Regions from separate parts of the Homo sapiens genome. Here region 2 is linked to region 1. Evidence: chromatin loops called from intact Hi-C (ENCODE). Cell type or tissue: HCT116. All regions are shown on one strand. Each heading gives the region's core, and the rest is flanking DNA. Links, peaks and the distances in the headings are about the cores only.

Evidence for each region. Hi-C counts contacts between places; a loop is a spot of excess contacts. Peaks named below come from ENCODE experiments on the same cell type or tissue, not always from the same donor. Only the 100,000 strongest peaks of a DNase experiment are listed, where the experiment ranks them.
Region 2: it touches region 1 in a loop (10-fold over the local background); 31 of 110 quality-filtered maps call a loop at or near these places.

What each region holds. Positions count from the first base shown.
Region 1 is chr10:52,778,066-52,783,441 of GRCh38, reverse strand. It overlaps LOC105378306 (a long non-coding RNA gene), which reads right to left and starts at 4,284. Exons shown (of 4, transcript XR_945963.2): 1 at 3,899-4,284. It overlaps LOC105378307 (a long non-coding RNA gene), which reads left to right. Exons shown (of 4, transcript XR_945965.3): 4 at 904-1,301. In HCT116, for the core only: CTCF peaks have their summits at 3,147 (motif pointing right) and 4,537 (motif pointing right); DNase peaks (open chromatin) are centred at 3,171 and 4,521.
Region 2 is chr10:52,641,977-52,647,352 of GRCh38, reverse strand. The region is part of intron 1 of LOC105378305 (a long non-coding RNA gene); the gene reads left to right. Among named protein-coding and RNA genes, the nearest start is that of MBL2, 130 kb to the left of the region's middle. In HCT116, for the core only: a CTCF peak has its summit at 2,497 (motif pointing left); a DNase peak (open chromatin) is centred at 2,482.

The DNA of each region.
Region 1 (5,376 bases), core at 65-5,064:
GTGTCTTGGCATCTTCCACTTGTGTTGTGATGAATTAGATTTCTTTTTCTAGAGCCTGTATCTTTCTTTTAGGATCAGACACTGATTGTCCTTGGTCTGAACATTGAGGCTTCTCTTATCCCATGGTTGACTAGGATGCGAATGCAATTCTATATTATTCACAGAGCTCAATTTGCCCAGAATACCAAGCACTTCTGGATTTTCATATTCTCTGATCATAGGTTGACATTTCATGTGTTACAGAGTGGTTGCCAGTCCTCAAGAGTTTACCTCTGGTGGAGGAACACGAAATACTCACAAATCATCCACCATTCTGAGATATGTGTGTCCTGTAGTAGGGGAAAGAAACCATGAGAAAGAAGAAGGTATAGCATCCCAGGCAGTGGGCCAGACTGCACTGAGGCAGAAGCAGGAACAGAGTTTGCCATGTTGAAGAAGTGAAAGAACAAAGGCAGAGCAGTAGGCCTGGGAAGGCGGAAGCGGAGGTTTTCTGCAAGAAAAGGATGTGAGGGGAGTTTAGGAACTCACAGTGGACCAGTCACACTCTAGTGATGACATAAAAAGGCAGATGTTGTCAGTTGGAGCCATGGTCACACAGAATATTGATTGGACTGAGGAGCAAATAATGGCTTTAAAGGCTAGCAGACTTTGGGTTGTATTTGCAGTTCTTCCCTCATCTGAGAAATGGGGACATTTACTCTGACACCCACAGGATGCCTGGAGAGATTAAATGCCATACAGTCTGTAAAGTGCTTGGGTCTGACCCTGCACCCCACATCACAGGGGGATATCCAGTGCTAAGATTCATACAGATTCTGCAGGTCTTAAGCACTTTTGGTTAGCCTTGGTGGGTTTTTTCAAACCTTTAAATATTAATCTTCCCCAAATTTATCTTCCTTCCAGGCCCCCACAGGGTCCAGCCCTCCTTCTGTGATTTCTTCAAACTGACACCCTGGAGGCTGTTGATGAGAGGACACCCTCTGGTGAGGAGACACTGGGTTCACAGTCCAAAGGCAGAGTACCAGTCATACTCAAGGTGAAGAAAAATTGCACACAGTAGGCCCGAGACTATTATTTTTAGAGGCCTACTTGCAAGGTTGGCCTTTGGCTGAAGTCTGGGAGCTTGTATTTCTCAAGAGTTCCCACCATTCCCAGAACTTACAAGAGTGGCTCACTGTACCTAAACTGTTATACAAACAATATGATTTATGCTAAACACCTCTTTTCCTTCTAGGAGTCCGGAATTTTGGTGCATGCTAGGCAGAAAGTGACCAACATCCAATAAAAACTTTGGACACTCAGTCTCTAATGAGCTTCACTCGTACATAATATTACACATATGTTGTCAGAGTCTGTTGCTGGAGGAATTAAGCATACCCTCTGTGGTTCCACTGAAAGAGGACTCTTGGAAGCTTGCAATTGGTTTCCTCCAGACTTCACCTCCTGCACCTTTTTCCCTTTGCTGATTTTGCTTTGCATCTTTTCACTATAATAAATTATAGCCATAGCTGGGTGCAGTGACTCATGCCTGTAATCCCAGCACTTTGGAAGGCCAAAGCGGGTGGATCACTGAGGTCAGGAGTCTGAGACCAGCTTGACCTACATGGTGAAACCCTGTCTCTACTAAAAATACAAAAAATAGCCAGGTGTGGTGGCACATGTCTGTAATCCCAGCTATTTGCGAGGCTGAGGCATGAGAACTGCTTGAACCCGGGAGGCAGAGGTTGCAGTGAGCCATGATTGTGCCACTGCACTCCAGCCTGGGCAATAGAGTAAGACTCCGTCTCATATAAATAAATAAGTAAATAAATTATAGCCATGGGTATGACTATAGGCTGAGTCCCAGGAGTCCTCCTAGTGAATCGTGGAACCTGGGAAGGGCCTTGTCACCTCAACACAGATGACATACTGTATACCAACTCAAGGCGTTGTGTGAATTAAGTGAGGTATTACCTATAAAGCAACTAGCACACAGAAGCACATATCAGTTAGTCAACAAATGCCTGTTCCTTCTCCCTCCCTTTGTCCTTCTACATCTTTCTAATTTTTCTCTCATAGCTCATTGCTTTTATTGATTAACAAATGTTTGCTGTGGTCCCATGTTTCAGGCAGTGTGAAAGATACAGGATAGGATGACCACAGTGAGCCCGACCCTCTCTCCTCATCTCACAGTCCAATGTCTGAAGTTGTCTGTCTCCATTTCTGTGTTTATATCTGGGCTGGCTTGAGACATCAGGGATGGGCAAGTTTCTGCATCTCTTCAGGATGTGCCTGTGGGCCCTCAATCCTCCCAGGACAAATCTTTGGCCAGGTCCATGTTTCCTAGGGCAGTTCCTGAGGAGGAAGTGTCCAGGCAGGCCCAGCTCCCTGTGTATCTGCAAGAGCCTCTTTTATCCTTTACAAGATGCAAGACCTGCTACCTGTGTTTCCAGCCTGGCATGAAGAATCTGGCTAAAATCCTAACCCCACAGCCCAGAGCAACAACCTCGAGGAGGAGTAGCCTCAAATGAAGCACCAGCCAGCAGACCCCAGAGCCACCTGACCTGGAGCAGATCCAGTGACTGGTTGTTCAGGGCTTACAACATAGACTCCTGCCTATCCAGAGGGTAGAGACCACAAAGTCAAATGGAGCCCAGAGTTCATCCACGTAGCATGAGCCATGACCAAGGGCTTGGTGTCCTGATTCCCGAGGTCTAAGTTCAGAGACCAGAGCAGAGACCAGGAGCTCTGATCTCCTAACCTTCAGCCATGATCTCAAACAACCAAGCCCAGAGATAGATGGACTGAGGCTAGACAGTCAGGACAGGGACCAGACCCCAAATTTAGAACTCAAGTTTCAAAGAAAAAAATTAGATCAAGGCCCTGGGGTCAGCCCAGAGAGCAGCTCCCAGAACGAGGAGACCAGAATCCAGGCCCAGAATCTGCAGCCCAGAGCTCACATCTTGGAAAGGGAGGAGAGGAGAGACAGCACTACTATTTGCGAGATGCCTGGCACCCTGGGAAGTTCCAGAGACCCGAGTCTGGATTTAGTCTTTCAAATGCCAAGATCTTTACTACACCTAACATTTGCAATGCTTTTCTTTCTCCTTGAAATGTACTCTGATCTCTCAGGGTATCCCTTGGCCCCCTGCAGTCCTAAGCATGGCCACAAGATGGCAGGGCTGACCCATACTTTCCCTGTGGGACACAGCAAAGTTTGTTCTTCCCTCAAGTGCCCTGGGCCTTCAGGGCCAGGATACCCCCATCCCTCACCATGGCCCCTGGAGGCCATACAGAGCCGCCTGAGAAGACAATCCTCCCTCTCCACCATTCTATCGCTCTTTAAACAGGGGAGTCAACTTGGGGCCAAGTATTCCTGGGTGAGTCTGACCTCGTTATTCTAGGTCTGCGTGTGTCTGTCCGCACCTATCTCAGAAAGCAATCCTTCTTGGTCCTCTTTCAGCGCCAAGAATTTTTTTTCTTGTTTTCTCAGTGGGTAGAGCTTCCCGATTAGCACTCTTACATATTTACCATTACTAAATGCTCTCCTTCCGCCCATTTACAGCTGAATAACTGAGGCTCAACAAGATGAGGGCGCTTGTCTAAGTCACAACCCTCAGGTCAGGATGGAGTGGAATGAAAATGAGATATGTGTACATCTGTCCGTGACACCTTCCTGACCCCCTCACTTGGGGGGTCTGGTGACTGGGTACCCAACTGTATGCAGAGGGGAGAGGCAGCTGGTCTGTAGCCCAGCCAGCCCTGTGGAACCAGCCTTTCCTTGGCCCTTCTGGAAGAGAAGGTCTCCCTTAACCCTCCCCGACCGTCCCCCACCTCCAATTCAATAGGCAGTTCACTCTCAATCAATTCAACGCACTCTCCTCCAGGGTCTCTACTTTTCTGTCCAGGACAGACTCACCTGTATCTCCATCTTCCTATTCTAGAGAGGTGTTTGTGGGGATTGATTGGGTTCCTCTGAGGTAAGTGGGTCTCTTAAAGCTGCGCTGGGCTGGGGGCCGATGTGGATGTGTTGTGCTTGAGGAGGGAGGGAAGGAGGGGAAGAGGGAGGGAAGGAGGGGAAGAGGGAGGGAAGGAGGGGAAGAGGGAGGGAAGGAGGGGAAGAGGGAGGGAAGGTGGGGAGGAGGGAAGCAGGGAGGGGAAGAGGGAGACAGAGATGGGAGGAGGGAGGCAGGGAGGGGAGGAGGGAGAAGCAAGGAAGAAAGGAAGGAGGGAAAGAGGAAAGGAGGAAGGGAAGAAAGAGGGAGCCCAGCCTCCAGCCTCTGGGCCCAAAGCCGGCAAGGCCCACCCCTCTGCCTTCCTTTGCTGCTCAGCTTTGCCGCGAGGCCGGGCTGGAGGGACCCTTGATGTCACAGCTGCAGACAAAGGGAGCACACAGGGCCTGTGGACTTACCGTGTGCACGACGATGCGGACACACCTACTGTGCCAGGCATCAAAGGACTCTCAGCTCCCAATTTACCCTTCAAAACATGCTCTGTGATTAAACCACAGAATTCCTTTCAGCGTTTTTCGAGTGAGCACGATGCAAAGCTTCTCAGTAGAGGGCGCTAGAGAGACATGGCAAGAAGAAGGGGGCTCCTGCAGTTTCGGGAGGCCCCCTCGGGAGTCGGCCTGGCGGGTGGGAACATCTGGGGGCACCGCGGTTGGAATGCGCAGTCTGGCCGCGAATCCGGGGGCTTGCAGTTGCGCCCTGGCCTCGCCACCAACCCCCTGCAGCCCTCGCGACAGGGACACCGAGGCACGAAGCCTCCTGCCTGCACCTCTGTTGTGCTGCCTCTGCTCGTCCCTCCCTCTTCCCCCAGGTGTGTCTCCCGCAATCTTAGGGAAGCGGTGCCCCTCCCAACAGGGACACCGCGCTCCGGGCCGCCTGTTGCACCTACGACCCACTCCCGCGGCGCGACCACTGCGGCCAGGACCTGCGGCTTGCCTGGCCCACCTGTGCTCCGGAGGGGGGCTGATGCCTGCTTGTCCCAGAACTGCAGAGAAGCTCTGGCCCAAAAAATTAGCACAGCCACCCAGTGGGTTCAACTACCCTTTCTCCAGTGAGGTCTGAACCATACAGAATGTCTTACATTCTATACTTTTTAATCAGGGTTTAATAATTCTTTATATTAAACTACCCCTGTTTAGATCACTGTGTGATGTCTGTTTCCTGATTGGCTCCAGAGTGCTAAACCTTTTCATCCTCGCAAAGCTACAGGTGAGCTCATTTAATCACAGGTGGGGAGACAGACTTTAAGAAATGGCACAGACTCCCATTCAGATACTCCCCCTCTCCCAAGCACATACACAAGTATATGTACACAAGTGCATGCACACGCACACACATGGATACATACAGGGTGAATTTTTGTCGAAGCGTACAGTGTGGGATCTTA
Region 2 (5,376 bases), core at 164-5,163, 140 kb after region 1:
ATTTTTAAATTAATTTATTTTTAATATTTCTAGAAAGAGTACATTCTACTAGTAATTGCTATTTTAATTGAAGATCTTTCACTTTTTATAAAATATCTTTTTTAGATTTTTTTCTTATAATTATCTAAGAAAATTATCATAATTGAAACAATGTGTATTTTTTTTTTTTTTTTTTAGACAGGCTCTGGCTCCGTCACCCACCCAGGCTGGAGTGCAGTGGCATGATCATAGCTCACTGCAGCCTGGAAGTCCTGTCCTCAAGCAATCCTCCCACCTATTCCTTCCAAAGTGCAGAGATTACAGGTGTGAGCAACTGTGCCTGGCCCATGAAACAACACAATTTATTTTACCTTGTATCTAAAAATGATTTTCTCTTTTTGTTCAGGAATTCAAACCGTTTTATGACTTGTCCAACTCAGATTCTGTTAAAAAATTATTTAAACATTTTTCTTTAAAGATTGAATTATAATTTTTTTATGTGACTAAGTTTGCAAATTTTTATGACTGTTGAGAAAAAAATTATCAAACTTACTACACATCTCCTAAACACTGTCCACTTTATTATCTTAATTTTTTTACACGAGCAAGCAGCTTTTTGTTTTGATATGACAACAAAGCATAATTGCCCCTCATCATTACTATTTGACCTATGTTTTTCTTTTTCTTTTTACTGTGTCTATCAAAATACTAGCATCTTCATTTTCAACTGATTCTGCATCTGATGCATTCCTTTATTTTATATTTGAAATTTGCTTTTACTAATTTTAACTAAAAAAAATTTAATTACAATATCCTTAAAATATTTCAGCTTAATTAACAATTATAATTTATATAAGTATCACTGTGACTCCTGCTGCCTGCATAAAAAATTCACATAAACACATTACAAAAATCATCTCAACTGCATCAAATCCATTGATGCAGACAAAATGCACTATAGTTAAAGTGAAACATAGTTCTACCAAAACAATAAAGCTATATTGAACAGAAAAAATATTTTACACTGCTTAAGTTTTTAAATTTAAGTTACTTAAAATCAAATCAAATAAAAAATTCAGTTTCTCAGTCTCTACAATTCCTCAGTCATATTTTTAAGTGCTCAATAGTTGCTTATGGCTAATGGCTCAAACCCAGAAGAAGATAAAAAATGCATATTGTTATCTGTATTTTATGTGTGATGGGGGAGGGGCATAATTCTCACTCCCCTCTCTCCACTTCCTGCTGCCTGCCTACCAAATTGTTGAGGTGTTTTTTGTTTTTGTTTTTTTTGAGACGGAGTTTCTCTCTTGTCGCCCGGGCTGGAGTGCAGTGGCATGATCTCGGCTCACTGCACCTCCACCTCCCGGGTTCAAGCCAGTCTCCTGCATCAGCCTCCCAAGTAGCTGGGATTACAGGCATGCGCCACCACGCCCGGCTAATTTTTTTATTTTCAGTAGAGACAGGGTTTCGCCATGTTGGCCAGGCTGGTCTTGAACTCCCGACCTCAGGTGATCTGCCCGCCTCAGCCTCTCAAAGTGCTGGGATTATAGGAGTGAGCCACTGCGCCTGGCCCTGGAGTTGTTACTTTGATGGAAGCAGCTTCCAGAACTGATTAGACCACAATTTACTAGTCTCAAGATCATTCTGTGCTGAATGTTCCTGTACATTGGTGTGGCTCTCTTTCTTAGCTCTTGCCCCTACATTTTCTGCTGTTTTCCTATCTCCATAGGGAAAAGTGACCCAGAGCACAGCCCCTGAAAGCAGGCCAGCCATCCTGAGCTCTCATCTGCTCACAGAGGGTCAGAGGAATTTAGACTTTTAGACAAGCTCATGCAGCTCATCTTGGCAACCAATTCGTGGAAAAAATAGGGGCTTAAATGAAGGCAGAGCTCCACTTAGTCCTTGAGACCAAATAATTGGCAAATGTTCAGTTTTCCAGCAAGCTCGAAATTGGGGGTGATTAGCAGCTAGTTAACCTTCAAAGAAGGGAGGAGGGACTTGTTTATCATTTGCATTCGCCTCTTGTGACTTTTTGTCTCAGGAACTTCACCGGGTCAGAGTTGTTAGGCAGAAACAGGACTCAGTAATCCTAGATTTCCTTGCTAAATATCATCTAATTATAGACCAGTGACACAATTATTTGTGCAAATTACCATTTTACTTTAATCTTGAGTTGCATTGCCATCTTTTTTGTAATGACCCTGGAGAAAAAGGAAAATGTTTTAATAAACTGGTATATGTATACTTGGCAGAGGACTGCATCCTTATCAAGATAATGGTATTAATCACAATGACAAATTTTGAGGTCATATAGAATTAATGAGAATATTAATTCTTAACTCTTGTCTTAAGCCAGAATCAGGAAGGTTCCTTGAAGAGTTACATTTGACTTGCAAACATCTCATACATTTGAACAGAGGTGGTACAGTTTCAGTATTCCATATCCACGCTGAGGCCTATTGTTGAACCCTCTTGCTCCAGACAATAATTAATCTGTCCTGAGCTGCCACTGCCACCTGGTGGTAGTGTAAGGAACCATCTAATACAAAATTGATTGCCTACTTAACTTTCTACATTCCACTTGCCTCTCTCTTGTCTTTTTCTACCTGGCCTCGGTTAATTCCTTCTCTGCCAATTGTCATCACATACACTGAAAGAATCATAGTGTGGTGGCTAAAAGTATAACTCTAGAGCTCACTTCTCCTCTCCACCCCTCACCAGCTCTGTGGCCTTGGACAAGCTGCTTAACATTTTGTCCTTCAAATGCCTAATTTGTAAAACGATAGTAATAACTCCTACCTCCTAAAGTTGTTTTAGAGAATGAGTCATGTAATTCATGTATGTACTGTGCTAAAAAATCTAGTGGCTAGCATACAAAAAATGCTCAATTCATGCTAACAAATGGCAGCTATCATTATACACATGCACACATCCTTTGTAGCTACCTTCATACTTCCCCTCTTCTCTTCCAATTTTGGTTATTTTTCCACCTCCCTCAAATCAATCCAAATCATATCTGACAAATGTCTTATTATTGCAAGTGATAAGAAATATGACTATTTCAGTGAAAAGGAAATTGATTTGCTTTTTTTTAAAAAAAAAAAAATTTGTGTTTTGAGAGTCTTGTTCTGCCGCTCGGGCTGGAGTTCAGTAGCGCGATTATGGCTCACTGTAGCCTTGAACTCCCTGCCTCAAGCAATCTCCCCACCTCAAAAAGGACTTGAAAGTCCCAGCCTTTCAAGTATCTGGGACTATTGGTGTGCACCATCACATCAAGCTCAGCTTTTGCTTTTTTTTTTTTTTTTTTTTTTGGAGAGATGGGGTTTCCCTATGTTGTCCAGGCTCTTGTTTGGAACTTGTGAGCTCAAGCCATCCTCTTGCCTTGGCCTCCCAAAGTGTTGGTGTTACAGGCGTGAGGCACCATGCCTAGCCTGATTTGTTTTGACATGAAGTTAAATGTTATGAACACAACGTATAAAGCTCCTGGAAATGACCAGAAGAGCCATTTAGAATCTTAGCAAAAATCCTGATTTGCTCCCTAACTTCTAGCAAAAATCACTTTTAAAAAAAATCATTAGCTGTCAAAAAATTAAAAACATCTTATTCCAATTTGTCTTCCTCTTTTGAAAAATCAATGATTTAAAAATATTTGAATTACACAAATACTAAACAAACAATTTCTTGTTGTAAAACTTTTAAACCAGAGATAATGCAACAATTCTCTTTGACTCCCTTCTCCTACAAATCCACTAGCTGCCCCAGAGATTAAGACTATCCCTTTGGTATATATTTTTTTCTAAGTCTTTTCCTATGCGTTTTTCCATTGTGTTTAAAAAATTCCTAACTTATTCTGGACACTTCTTTCTTGGTCATTCTCACACATGGTGTCCAATTCTCTGACCCTGTAATAGCCACTTACAAATGTCCCCAAGAGATGGATGGCAGGGATCTGCCATCAGCATAGAAGTGCAGTCCAGGCTGGGCACGGTGGCTCATGCCTGTAATCCCAGCACTTTGGGAGGCTGAGGCAGGCAGATCACTAGATCAGGAGTTTGAGACTAGCCTGACCAACATGGTGAAACCGTGTCTCTACTAAAAATACAAAATTAGTCCAGCGTGGTGGCATGCACCTGTAATCCCAGCTACTCAGGAGACTGAGGCAGGAGAATCGCTTGAACCCGGGAGGCGGAGGTTGCCGTGAGCCAATATCGCACCACTGTACTCCAGCCTGGGCAACAGAGTGAGACTCTGCCTAAAAAAAAAAAAAGCGTAGTCCAAGGCCCTTCCACTCCACTCGTTGGTCCCATTGACAGCCTTCCTCCTTTAAATTTGAGGACTCTCATCTTCTTGATCCTTTCTGTCTAGACCCAGTTTAACTAGACTTTATGAGCAGACATTGGTCTCTTCAAGCATGAATCCAAACCTTTCTGACCTGGATATAGGTCAGCAGTTTCTTTGAATTTCTGCTTCTGTTTCCCTATGGGCTGAGAATGCCTTGGGGATTAAGAGAGACAAATATAAATAATCCAAAGGATTATTATTTTGAGATGTTATTCTGTCACATATTTATTTATGCTTATGTGGAAAGACTTAAAAGAGTTTGTGGAAAATGGAATTAAAAGATAAAAATAAAAACATAAACTTTGTTTCTCAACATAAGCTCCATAAAGTTCCAGACACCCTTGAAAGGAAAAAAAATCAGCCACTTAGTCCATTCCTGTCAGAAGAAGCCAAATCACAACTGTAGGGTGAACGCCTCATGATTTCCCATTGAAATGCTCACAAAATTGCCCTTGTTTGATGAGAGGATTCTCTGGTGAAGCTTTCCTGGGCATTTTTCTGCTCTTTGGCTTTCTCAAAACTCTCGCAGAATAAGCAGATATTCATTGTTCTTTGACCCTTTAGAAAGTCAACAAGCAAAATGCCTTGAGCATCCGCAGAAATTGTTGCCATGACCTTTGCTCTTGATCAGTCTGCTTTTGCTGTGACTGGACCACTTCCACCTCTTGGTAGCCATTGCTTTGTTTGTGCTTTGTCTTCAGGATCATACTGGTAAAGCCACATTCCATCTTCTGTTGCAAATCTTCGAAGAAACGCTTTAGGGTCTTGATCCTGTTTGTTTAAAATTTCTGCTGAAAGCTCTGCTCTTGTCTGCATCTGTTTTGGGTGCATTGGTTTTAGTACCGATTGAGTGGAAAGTGTGCTCAATTAGTTTTTCAGTCAGAATTGCATAAACTGAACAATTGAGATGTTTATGTTGTTGGCTAATGTTTCTGCTGTTGTCAGTCTTTGTTAGTTAGGACCCAAACAAGGTGATTGTTTTTTTTTTCCTCAAAAATTGATGTGGATGGTCTGCTGCTGTGGGCTTCATCTTCAACATCATCTAGTTCCTTCTTA